3 separate regions of the Homo sapiens genome follow, and regions 2 and 3 are each linked to region 1. Evidence: chromatin contacts called from ENCODE Hi-C data. All regions are on one chromosome and are shown on one strand. The core of a region is the stretch at or near the end of the contact, and the rest is flanking DNA. Distances in the headings are between cores, read along the strand shown. Region 1 holds the start of SPRY1 (sprouty RTK signaling antagonist 1). Region 2 holds the start of BLTP1 (bridge-like lipid transfer protein family member 1). Region 3 holds the start of ANKRD50 (ankyrin repeat domain containing 50).

What was found. A loop is a pair of places that touch in the nucleus more often than their neighbours do. Pooled maps may share reads with other maps.
Region 2: a map of B cell shows a loop between it and region 1 (11-fold over the local background). The contact joins the promoter of BLTP1 here to the promoter of SPRY1 in region 1. A Hi-C loop is called at or near these places in 2 of 168 maps with a recorded cell type or tissue (B cell and naive thymus-derived CD4-positive, alpha-beta T cell) and 8 of 50 pooled maps.
Region 3: a loop to region 1 is called in a map of ascending aorta, with 6 times the contacts of the local background. The contact joins the promoter of ANKRD50 here to the promoter of SPRY1 in region 1. A Hi-C loop is called at or near these places in 4 of 168 maps with a recorded cell type or tissue (CD4-positive, alpha-beta T cell, ascending aorta and naive thymus-derived CD4-positive, alpha-beta T cell), 2 of 37 single-sample maps with no recorded cell type and 16 of 50 pooled maps.

What each region holds. Positions count from the first base shown.
Region 1 is chr4:123,394,671-123,398,564 of GRCh38, reverse strand. It overlaps SPRY1 (sprouty RTK signaling antagonist 1), which reads right to left and starts at 1,770. Exons shown (of 3, transcript NM_001258038.2): 1 at 1,633-1,770; 2 at 709-954. RefSeq lists a silencer at 1-335.
Region 2 is chr4:122,150,178-122,154,121 of GRCh38, reverse strand. It overlaps BLTP1 (bridge-like lipid transfer protein family member 1), which reads right to left and starts at 1,791. Exons shown (of 88, transcript NM_001384125.1): 1 at 1,538-1,791; 2 at 10-97. RefSeq lists silencers at 1,537-1,616, 1,687-1,876 and an enhancer at 1,699-2,500.
Region 3 is chr4:124,710,176-124,713,981 of GRCh38, reverse strand. It overlaps ANKRD50 (ankyrin repeat domain containing 50), which reads left to right and starts at 1,250. Exons shown (of 5, transcript NM_020337.3): 1 at 1,250-1,524; 2 at 2,708-3,806. The coding sequence starts at 3,471. RefSeq lists enhancers at 711-1,276, 1,277-1,842 and silencers at 994-1,373, 1,524-1,763.

The DNA of each region.
Region 1 (3,894 bases), core at 521-3,020:
CCCGCGCGCCTACAGCCCAGCGGGCCGAGGGCGGCCGCCGCACACACTCACCTAGGCCGAAGCGGTGGCCGGGGGCCAAGCCGTGCGACCCGGCCCAGGTCCTGGTGCGGGCGGCGGCGTGCACGTGCCGCATCAACCGCGGCGGGGAGGGCGAGGCGGCATCGCCGGAGTTGGAGCGCCTCGGCTCGCGGCCTCCCCCGCCCCCGCCGCCACCGGCCAGGAGCGCTCCCCGCGGCCCCCTTCCGGCTGCGGAGGGCAGTTCTCCCGCGGCTCCGCGCGGCCGGGCCCGGACCTGTCACGGCTGGTGCTCGCCGGGCGGCTCAGTAACATCCACCTCGGGAGGTCTTCTGCAGCCCCTTTCCAAGAACCAGTTTTTACAAATCCTTTCAGGAAGGCTTCCCAAGTCTCAGAAAAACAAGTAGGGGAGTGGCGGAGTCGAGTGCGTGACGGGCCAGCTGACGGCACGGTGTGCTCAGAGAACTCGGGTTCTAGTCGCTCCTCGCAAGGAACGAAGGAAGGGATGGCGGCTTCCTGACGAGCGAAAAATCCACGTCACGGGCGTTCGAGACTCCGCAGCGCCCGGGTCGGGGCCCGAACCGCCGTCGGCGGGTGGGTCACGGAGCCGCGCAGTACCCCGGCGAAACCTCGGAGCACGCGCCTGCCAGGCAGAGGCTGCCGCGGCCGGGAGGGGGAGGGGGATTTTTTTACCCTTTTCTTTTTTTTTTTTTTTTTAGCGGGGAGGAGTGAAGAGAGTGAGGTTTGGGGATCCTTCTCGGAGAGAGAAAGGCGGGCGTCGTCCCTTGTGCCCCGCGCAGGCCGACGCGCTTAGCCGATTCCGCACGTTGGGCAAGTGGGGGCACAGCGTCCCCGGGCACTCCGGTCCCGGCAGGTCAGCCTCTCCCGGGCAGCGCTCACACCCAGTCCTCCGAGCCTGGGGTTCCACGGCCGAAATGCCTGCGACAGAGAATTAGAGATAGAAGCTCGTGAATGTCCCTTTCTTCGAAGGGCTGGGACCCCGGGCGGGCCGCTGGCCAGCTCGCCCGCAGCCCGTTGCCATGTGCTCCCTGTTGCTGCTCCCGGTGATTGACAGGCCGGCGCACAGTCGGCGTGTCAGCCGCGAACCAAAGTAACATGCAGTCCTGCACGTTTTTGCCGAGGTGCTTTTGCCCCCTGGAATGCCTAGGAGTTCAAACAACGTTCAAGCAACGCCTCTGCGCGTTAGGAATCAATACACAGAGACGGGAAATTCAGGTTTTAAACCAATGCTTCACTCGGGATTCGGTCGCCAACAATGCCTAAACAAACACGCATTTGGTCCACACACCGAGTGCTAGCCCCTCTTCGCATAAAGGCATTAACGGCTCTGTGTTTCACAAATTCGATCGTTTCAGACTTTAAACGTCTACTGTTCGGTTAAGGAAAGGTGAAAGGGACCCTGCTTTTTCTTTTAGCGGTAGCATTTACTTTAAGAGCATTAGTTTTAGCAGTGGGAATGCTACCGGTGTTTTGAAATGCAACCAGTAACCTTAGCTGGAAAGCAAGTTCAAATAAATAAATGTTCAGTTCCTTGCAAAAGTCAACATTTCTCACCTTATCTTTCCTAAAATGTCTACGGAAGGAAACGGTACTTACCTAATGCAAAGATTGCAAATTGCTTTTCAGGCACATTTAACAGCGACTGTAGCTGTTCCTTATCCAGGGCAGGGAACTGTGCTGATAATCACTCTGCAAAGCACGCAGTGGTTTGCAGAGCGGTCTCACTCCGGCTACGCAGAATTTCAGCTCCTTGCCTCCACCTCCACCTCCACTCCAGGACACGCCTCCGGTGATATCATGTGTCAATCACTCGGGCTGCCCGAAAACCTGGAACAGGATTTCCTTAACTATCGTTTCCTCTTTCGTTTATGTGTACCAACTTGGAAATGTTGCCCTACAGACTCGTGTAATAAACATCCTCTTAAAACTTCGGGAGTGCCTCTAAAAATTCTGCAAATGCAGTTTGTCATAGAGGAATACATTCGGATTTAGTTAGCAATCTTCAGTTGTCGATCTCAATTAAAAGGATTGGTGGACTCTACTCTTAAGTTGAATTAGAAAAGAATTGTGAAGAATAAAAGAAAATGAAAAAAGTTGTATGCCAAGCCATCACTTCTGACCAACTAGAGGGAAAACGTATATTGACACAAAAAGATGATTATATAACATTACAGTTCCTATTTACAACAAAGTTCAGAATATGTGAAACCTAAAGTTCAAAAGGTGGCACTCCTTACTGCAAATGTAATATAAGCATATGTAATAAAGGTGAAATTTTCTGCTGTGGGTTTTTTAAATAATTGCTTTACCTTGGCTTGTTATATGATTTCCCAAAAATCAAGCACATGGAGAAAAAACCAAATTCTTTCAATTTTGTAATATAGTTGTATAATTTTGCAAAAAATACAAACCCGTATATTTTTTAATTAGCTAAAAGTCAATTAATTAGAATAGAAAAAATTTATCAAGAAGTTTTATAATTCTTAGTAATAGCTGATATGACTGGAAAAAAAACACTTTAAGTAGGAAACTTGATTTCTACTTTCTTACAAACTATGGGATTTTAGGCATTTATTATCAAAGTTGTGCCTTTTCATGCTGCAGTGAGGATAACTTTTTGTGGAATTGAAGGTTCCGTAGAAACTTTTAAAAGCCACCTAAAGACCAAAAACTTAGTGGAAAGGAAATATTTTTCCAGGTACTATATATCAGGAGTAGCTTAAAGTCTGGCAAAACAAAGCAAACAATAACAAAACTCTAGAATCTAAATCATATAAACATATAAGTATGGAAATTTTTAGTTCAAAGTACATTTTTAGTCTCATTTACAATAGCAAGTGGTTCTGTTGAAACTATAAATATATACATACATAACACACACGCACACACACAGGACTTTCAAATGTCTGAGCACTTTCAAAAATTAAAGTTGTGTTTGGAATTGCCTCTGAAGAACACAGAGCATTGTTAAGAACATGAATAACAATAAAAAAGCATCATTAGAAAATAGCATAGAATAAGAATCAAGCCAAAAAGCTACATATTCACTCTTAATATTATGAATTGTATTAAAATAGGCTATTTAAAAGAATAAAATTGATTTCATTGTATTTTTTTCATAGATCTCATTAGATTTGGGGATGTAATGAAATTTTACTAGTGATGGATAGGTTTCTTGTGAATGTATTTGGAATAGACAAATCAAAAATAGACTATCCTATCAGAGTATCTTATTTGGTTCTTCAAAACTATTACCACAGTTGTGAGCTGAGAGGTCAGTTCACCAATATGATAAAACCTGGAGAGGGAGCACTGAACATTCTACCTTCATAAATCCTACAAAATATATTTGAAAGATTTCTATTGCAAATACACTCTATTTCAACCAGAAATGTATTAAAATAATTTTCATTAGATCAAGTATTTTTAAATTATAATAATCAAATCCATGAGATTTTTATCTAAAACACCATCACCATGGGTCATGTTGTATTAAGAAATTAAATATGCTGTACAGAGTTGATCAATAACCCTCCATGTCATTTAGCACTAAAATGCATTAATATGTTTTTCTCTAAATATTACATTACAAATAAATGTACGTATAGCTCTGTCACCTTGGTTCTAAAAGACATTGAATGAAACTTGCCTCTCCTGATTCCCCGCAACTATAAGACTTTGTAGAAATTCTAAATTTTTAGCTTAAAGTATACATTGTTTTTCACTTGGTAAGTTTAATTACATTGTAACTTGACTAAAAATGGATAACGGAAGTATGAAATTTTTCCAAAAATGAAAAACAATGCAAATATCAATGGGAAAAATCTTATAATAATTTTTAGTTTATTAAGATATGTC
Region 2 (3,944 bases), core at 542-3,041, 1.2 Mb after region 1:
AATACTTACCCAAGTTTTTTTCCAGAGTTTGCAACGTTCTGTTTTTCCTTCTACTTTTCTTCAGATAGCCTTTCTGCAGTGTTTCATCTTAACAAACCTGAAAAGTATGGCATTTTAACTAATTATACAAGGTATTCTGGCTTTACGAGCAGCATAACCATTTCTGATTATATGATTTCGTTACTTAATCATGCACAAACAGGACGAAACTCTTTTAGTCCAATATTACGTTTCCTTGTTTAAAGTTTCCAAACAACAAATACTCCTAAGTATAAAATAAAACTACAACTTCCAAACTGAAGCCTTCCAAAGACTCCAAAACCACTGTACTTAAGAGCATGAGTTTGGTAATCAAAGGTCCTAGAGATCAAATCCTATGTTTAAAACATAACTCAAAATGCACATTGAGAAAGTTTCTCTCAAACTGTTGGGTCCTTGCCGGCAAGAACAGTGCCATAATGTCCTTCCTGGCATACTTTTTATCAAATGAAAATCTTGCAAAATCACAGGGTGCTTGGGAGTTGGTATGGCATACTGACTAAGGGACTGCAAACGAGTCAGATTACCTGGTTTCAGTCACAGCTCTGACTTTGAACATGTTACTTTGTAGGTCTATTCTGTTCTTTCATCTAGAAAATGGGAATAGTAGACTTTACATTATAGGATTGTTTTGATGATTAAATGTGATAATATATGCACATAATTATATGTACCACTCAATAGTTACAAAGTATTCTGGTTATTCATCTATTTTTATACTTTGTATATTTAACTTGGAATAAAACAACTTCATTGCTATGCACAGGGTGAAAGCAGAAACCACTAAACCGGTTGAAACTTACAGGCGCTTAGACAGTTATAAAGCCCATGATTTCCTTAAAAAGGAAATTCACATGAACTTTTACCTTTAACAAACGTCAACACTAAGGCCAACAGGAAGGTAAAAAAAAAAAAAAAAAAAACGACAACAACTAATACTCTCCGGAAGAAAAATCAACTTCTCTTCACCTTCCTTTGACCAATAGGAAATTCTGCTGAAACGTAGTCTTCTAGAGTGCAGTGCAGCAAGCACCAATTCAGAATACAAAACACATCAATCCCAGAGAAGAAAGCGGGGGTTGTTCCAAGGCTTCCCCGCCCTCGGTCAACCGACCCTATATTAAGCAGCATGGGGTCTACTACAACCCAGTGCAGCTGGCAAGGCTGCAGTCCGAGCCTGCGGGTGCACGGTCCTTCCTGCCGAGTCCACACACCAGCAAGTGGAGCGCCTTACCATCACCCGCAGGAACTGCTCCTGTATCAAAGTCCCCAGCCATCCGACTGCCATGGCCCTTCCAGACTTTGCCACTGACCTCCAACCCTCGGTTTATAGGTGCCAGGGCTGTAGGTAAGGATGGCAAAGGAATATGAAGGAGTCGCCGCCGCAGGCAGCCACTACTAAGCCAAAGCTCTCAGACTCCGACCAGGTTGAGTTCCAGAGACACTGGAAAAAGGGGCTGACGACCTCAACCCCGTCTGGCCCGGCCCATCCCCTCACCTGGGCGAGTGCCGAGGCAGCCCGAAATCCCTCTGGCCTCTCTCCGGGGAACGCCGAGGGCCTTGGGCGGCGGCAGGGGCGGCGACGGCAGCAGCACCGAGCCGGATGCAGCCTGCGAAGCTCTGCCGGTGCCCACACCCTTTAGCCCCGCCGCCCGGGGCCGCCGCCCAGGTCCAGACCCTGGCCGCAGCCACCGACACCCAAGGGGGCGGAGGAGGAGGGGAGGGGTCCCAACCGAGGCCGGGCGGCACTGCGCCTGCGTCAGGCAGCAACGTCACACGCCAGCGTCGCCGGCGCCTCGAGGTGCGCCACTCAAGCCCTGCCCAGGAATCCGGCGGCGTCCCGCCCTGTTTCCTCCTCTCTGGGCTGCAGAAGGAGCCAGAACCCTGAATTTGAAAATCACTTTGCTACCCTAACAACCCAAAGGAAAAGTTAGTGCCTTCCTGATAGCAGGAGACAGATAAGCCCACTTAGGAGACGGAGGCTAACGAAAAAGGAGCATCGGATGGGTGTATGACGTGAAATGAGTCCTTAAGAAATAGAGATGCTGTTATGACATGATCAATAAGAGAGCTCGATTGTGTGAAGTGCTGCCACGCTGAATCTCTCAACTAAGTCTATTATTATGCTGATGATATTAATGAAAAGTAATTTGCTGCTCCTCTTTTTAAAGAGAAAGGCTCTTAATATTATTTAGCGGGTGAACCAAGGCAAACGACTTCTTGGAATTAGAGGAATGTCGCAGATATTTATTTGTCTGCGCTATATACTAGCAATAGTAAACAGTGTTTAGCAGGGCTTATTGACTAATCCTTCCAAAATCCTGTGAGGCTATTCTCATCCCCGTTTATCTCCATTTCACAAATTGAAAAACTAAGACACTGAGAGGTTAAATAACTTGCTAGAGAACCAGGGTTTGGACCCAAGAAATGTGGCTCCAAAGTATTACTGTATACTGCCTCTGAAGTTCCAAATGTCTAAATCTCTAGTTCTGACTTCTTTCCGGAGCTGAGGTACTTACTACAACCTTAATATTTCCACATGGCTGTTCCACTCTCACCTCAAAAGGAACAGATATGAAACCAAATTTAAGATAATGCCAGAAAACACACGAGGTACAACAATTAACTGTTATTGCATATAAGGAAATAGAGGCCCAGACAGAAGTGGTTTATGGAAGGACTGGATGAAAACCAAAAGGAGAAAAGCATGCACTGTCTTAGTTACTTCCTTCTGCTACCTGGACACTGGTACTGGCCTTATGTCAATTAACTCTTTAGAGTTTATTTCTGCCCCTCTACAAAGAAATTAATTTCAGTTGTCTTTTTCAACATCTGGAAGATTTCTAGTCAATCTTTGTTTTGTAATAAGGGAACCACCACAAGGATTCAAATTTGCTACAGCCAAACTTCGGATTTTGCCCAAGAAGGACATTGTGCAAGTACAAGTTCTCTGGACTAGAAATTACCTAGAGATGGTTCAAGTTCCCCAAATCAAAAACTAAACTGAAACTAAGTTGCACTGTAGCAGAGGGGAGAGGAGAGAAGGAAGTTCACTATGGCCTTTCTGTAACCGTGTGAGGGGACTGTGGGAATCTGGAAGTTTCTGCCTCTACTTCCTTTCCATCCCTGTGATCAAGAGTCACCCTGTAACTACAGCTATGCATTAGGCGACATTGTATAAATGAATTATTTATTTTAGAAGCCTCTATTCTAAAGGCCTTTAGTCTTGTGAAAATAATTATGCTCTTTGACATTTCATATGGCTCACTAAATTTGCATGGCAAGGCTTACTGCCTTCTCCAGTCTCCCACCTATTTTTCATTTTTCTCTAGCATGCCGTTAAAGTAAGGATGCCAAAGAAACTGTCTCCATTGAATCCAAGAAGAATTTCTCTAATGATGAAAGCCTTCAAGTGATTTTTTATATCTTACTTTTTATTTGAAATAATTATAAATTCACAGGAAGTTGCAAAGATAGTTCAGAGTGGTCTCATGTACTCTTCACCCAGTTTCCCCCATAGTTACATCTTGTATAATTATAGTACAGTAAGAAAACCAGGAATCTGACATTAGTACAATGTCTGTATGTAGCTCTATGTCATTTTATCGTGTGTAATTCCATGTGACTATCACTACAAACAATACAGACCTCTTTTATCACCACAAAGATCTCCCTTTTACTACCCCTTTATAGATGCACCCACCCCTCCTCCCCATATAACAACCCTAACTCTTGGCAACCAGTAATCTGTCTTCCATCTTTGTAATTTTATCATTTTGAGGATGTTATATAAATGAAAGTGTACAGTGTGTAACCTTTAGGAACAGGCTTTTTTCACTCTACATAATTCACTTGAACTGTATCCAAATTGTCATCTATATCAATAGTGTGATCTTTTGATTGCT
Region 3 (3,806 bases), core at 1-2,500, 1.3 Mb before region 1:
CCCTAATTCTGGAGAATTTATACTCTGCCTCTTTTGCTTGTGTTTTAGGAAAGAAGCCCAAAATTCAGGGTACATGAATTAAAATTAAATACTAAGATCAGTAAACCTCAATTGGCACGAATAAACAATATGAAAGAGTAAGCACAAACACGATCTATTTGTTTATCCATCTTTCTTATTGTGATAGCTATACTATGAAATTTCTAAAACTAGATGGGAGACTGGCTTAATATTTTGGCAAATAACCACATGCAAGTTAATGAGGAATGGGAAATAGAGCACTCTGGATTTTAGCATAAACAATTAAAATAAAAAATGCTACATTTCCTATTCCATCAGTTGACGGTATACTTATTTTCCCGGGAGAAATTTGGAATCTAAGCAACTCAGGTCCAGTAAGTGCAAACAACTGACATGCTTAGTCCAACAGGCCCCTGTGAGCAGGCCCTCTAGGGCATTTCCTGACGCCACATGACCAAGACCTTCCCCCCTAGTGGACGCTGCGGGTGATCAAGTGGCCCTGAGGAGCAGGGGCCTGAGACCCAGTCAAGCCTGCTGTCAACCTCCATCTGATGGAGGCCACGTCCTTTTCATGAGGCTGGTAGGAATGTCGCTGTATACCCCCACTATTTCTATTTTCGCAACATTCTTCCCAGTCTTTTCCTTCCTTCTCTTCGTCCCAGCCAAAGTAAAAGCATCCCTGGAATTTAATGGACTGAAAGGAGACCGGACGACTGAGGGGTAGAACGGGGCCCGAAGTGGCTTTGGAAGCAACGGGGTTAAGGGAGAGGCAAAAGGGTTGAGCAGAGAGAGGCAAGAGGCAATCTCCCCCTACCCAACTGCCCCTCCCAGGAGCAGATACGGCACCAACAGCCGGCGAGTCCCTCCGGCCTGGAAGACAAAGGAAGGATCAGGGCCCAGTGGTGACGGGGAGGGTGGGGGCAACGACTCGCGTGAGCTCGGAGACGTGAGAACGCAGCCCCCGCCCCGTTCTCCGCCTCCCCTGAGAAAGGCGGGGCCCCCACGCCGCCCCGAGACAGGTCTCCCCGCCGCGCCGGCAGCGGGTCCCAGGCGGCCGCACACGCCCAGGCACGGGATGCTGCGGGAGAGCGCGGTGGGGGAGGGGAAGGACGCGGAGGCGGAGCCGGCGGGCAAAGAAAGGCCGAGCGGCGGGGCGGGGGCGGGGGCGGGGGCGGGGTCTGGGCTGGGCGGGCGGGGCGGAGCCGGCCGGCCGGGGGCTGCCTGAGACAGTTACTGCCCTGACGGCGGCGGCGGCGGCGGTTGGCCGGTGGGGGCTGGGGCGAGCACGACCGATTCTGCTGGGAAAGCTGGAACTGGCAGCCGCCGGGGGCCAAGAGGAGGATCCGGAGCTGGGAGCGTGCCCCGGGCCCGGCGGAGGAGGCGGCTGCAGTTGGAGTGGAGTCTTGGGAGCGCTGCTGGCAGCGACTTCTCAGCGAAGCAAGTGTCTGAGACTGAGAGTCCCTAACAGCGGCAGCGGCGGCCACGGCGGCGGCTGGGGCCGAGGTAACCGGGGGGCGGCGGCGGCGGTGGAAGCGAGGCCCCTCCCTCGGGTTGGAAGCTGGGAGGCCGAGGCCGTGGCTTGGACCTGACCCAACCACCCACCCTCTCCGGCCTCGAGCCCCAGATTTGCCCTCTTCCCTCGCACCGCCGTCGGCCGGGTGGGAGCGGGAGCGGGGCATGGGGCGGGAGCGCAGAGGCGGAAGCCGACCGGGAGGCGACCCCTCGTCTGGGATTGGCAAGGACCTCAGTCACCCCCTCCCCCTTCAAAAGACACACCCCAATCTCGGTGCGGGGCGGGGTGCAGAGGCGCTCCCAGCCTCTGGAAGGGCAGACCTCGGTGTGGAGGCTGCACCTTCGCTCGTGGCCTCTCTGAGGTGGCTCCCCTGTGGCTCCTCTGGGCGGTTCCAACCCAAGGTGGTGCCCGGCGCTGGGAATCCCGGAGTTCCTTTTGTCTGTCAGCTGAAACTGGAGGCCGGACCTGTGGGCAGACACCCACCAGCACCGAAGCACTCTACTCTTTATCCCTTTCCTGTCTTGGAAGGAATTTCTCTCTAGCAGCCTTTTCTCCGGCCAGACTGGTAGATTTTATCCCTGACCTCCATCCTTGGCCCAGAGGAAGGAAGGATTCACATTTTACTTGTGTTTGCTTTATCATTCTTATAAGAACAGTCATCCCCCATCGTTTTTGTTTTTTTTTTTTAAACCGTTTCCCATCCAGCTGCAACCCTGGTAATCTTCCCCTAGATTTTTGCACATTATCAACAAAGAAGTGTGGCTGGAGGAGTAGACAGTCCTTGACTGACTGGACTGTGTAAGTTAATAGAGCTTCCTTAGCTGGCGCTGTTCTACCAGTCTACTGTGAATGAGCGTTTTGCCTGGAGTTAAGGGTGTTACTGTATGTGCGTAAAGTTTCTCCCCCCCTCCTTTGCTATGGTGAAGTTGCAAAAATCTTGGGTAACTTGATTAAAATGTGGCTGTTTGGGAAGCATAACAATGAGGAAGAAAAATGCAGAAGGGAGAATGTGATTATTTCAGTGGTTTTTGTCCAACTTTTTGAAAGTGCCAAAGGTGAAGTACGTGGATTTTTGAGATTACGTTAACTGGTACACTGCAACCTTTATTGTCCTTAATAAGTTTTTAACATATGATATTTTGCACTGAGGTATTTTTGTTTGTTTTATTTTAGTTACTTGTGGAAATTGTTGATTACCCGGACGTCTTAAAACCAAGAAACCTGTGAACAGGTTCATTAAGAATCTGCTGTCTTGAAAAATGCATATTATGAATGCTTTGAATTAAGAAGGTGTTAACAGTGGTTGTCATTTCTGCCACATAAGAGACTATAATCTGAAACAGTTCCTGGCAGTTGCCCAGATGCCTGAAACTGGCACGATCTAGTACTCTTGAGTGATCATCCTTCAACGAGAAATACAGAGCTACTTACATACTGTACCTCATACCGTATAAATGTAATCTCTCTGATGCCATTTAATGCAGTGGACCTCTTTTCAGAATCTAATTGTCAGATGCAGAATTAACACTTGGAATCTGGAGAAGCATTTTGTACAAATTGAAAGATTGGGTTTTTTCTTTAGTTTTCCACATGTATTGTCTCATCTCTGTTCTTGAAACATCCACAATCACATAAACTCCAGTTATAACCATGGAGTTATGTGACTCATTAAAATTTAGGAAAAGTGTTGCTGAGCTGTGGAATCAGGCGTTTCTCCCTCAGTTCAACAACTAATACATAGACTGCTGATCAAGAATAAGGAACCAAATAAAGTCATGCACGTTCTGTTGACAGAGGAACTCTGTGGCTGTTGAATTTTACTGTAACTAGTTACTCTGTCTTCAGAGTCAACTTAATATACAAGTTATGTCATAATGGATGGAAAGACCTGTGTTGATGTATCCAGACTCTAGCAAATGAAGATAAAAAACCCGTTATGACTAATCCTTGGGAAGAGAAAGTCTGCAAAATGGCTCAAACCAGTTTACTGCAAGGGAAGCAGTTTTACTGTAGGGAGTGGGTTTTCCACAAGCTTCAGCATTGCCTCCAGGAGAAAAGTAACTGCTGCAATAGTGCTGTCAATGCACCATCACTTGTAATGAATTCTGGGAATAATGCTAGTGGTGTCTCTGGAAAGGGAGCTGCCTGGGGTGTGTTGTTGGTAGGAGGGCCTGGCAGTGGCAAGACGGCCCTATGTACTGAACTCTTATGGCCAAGTTCACCTGCAAGTTTGCAGAGAGGTTTACATCGCCAAGCTTTGGCCTTTCATTTC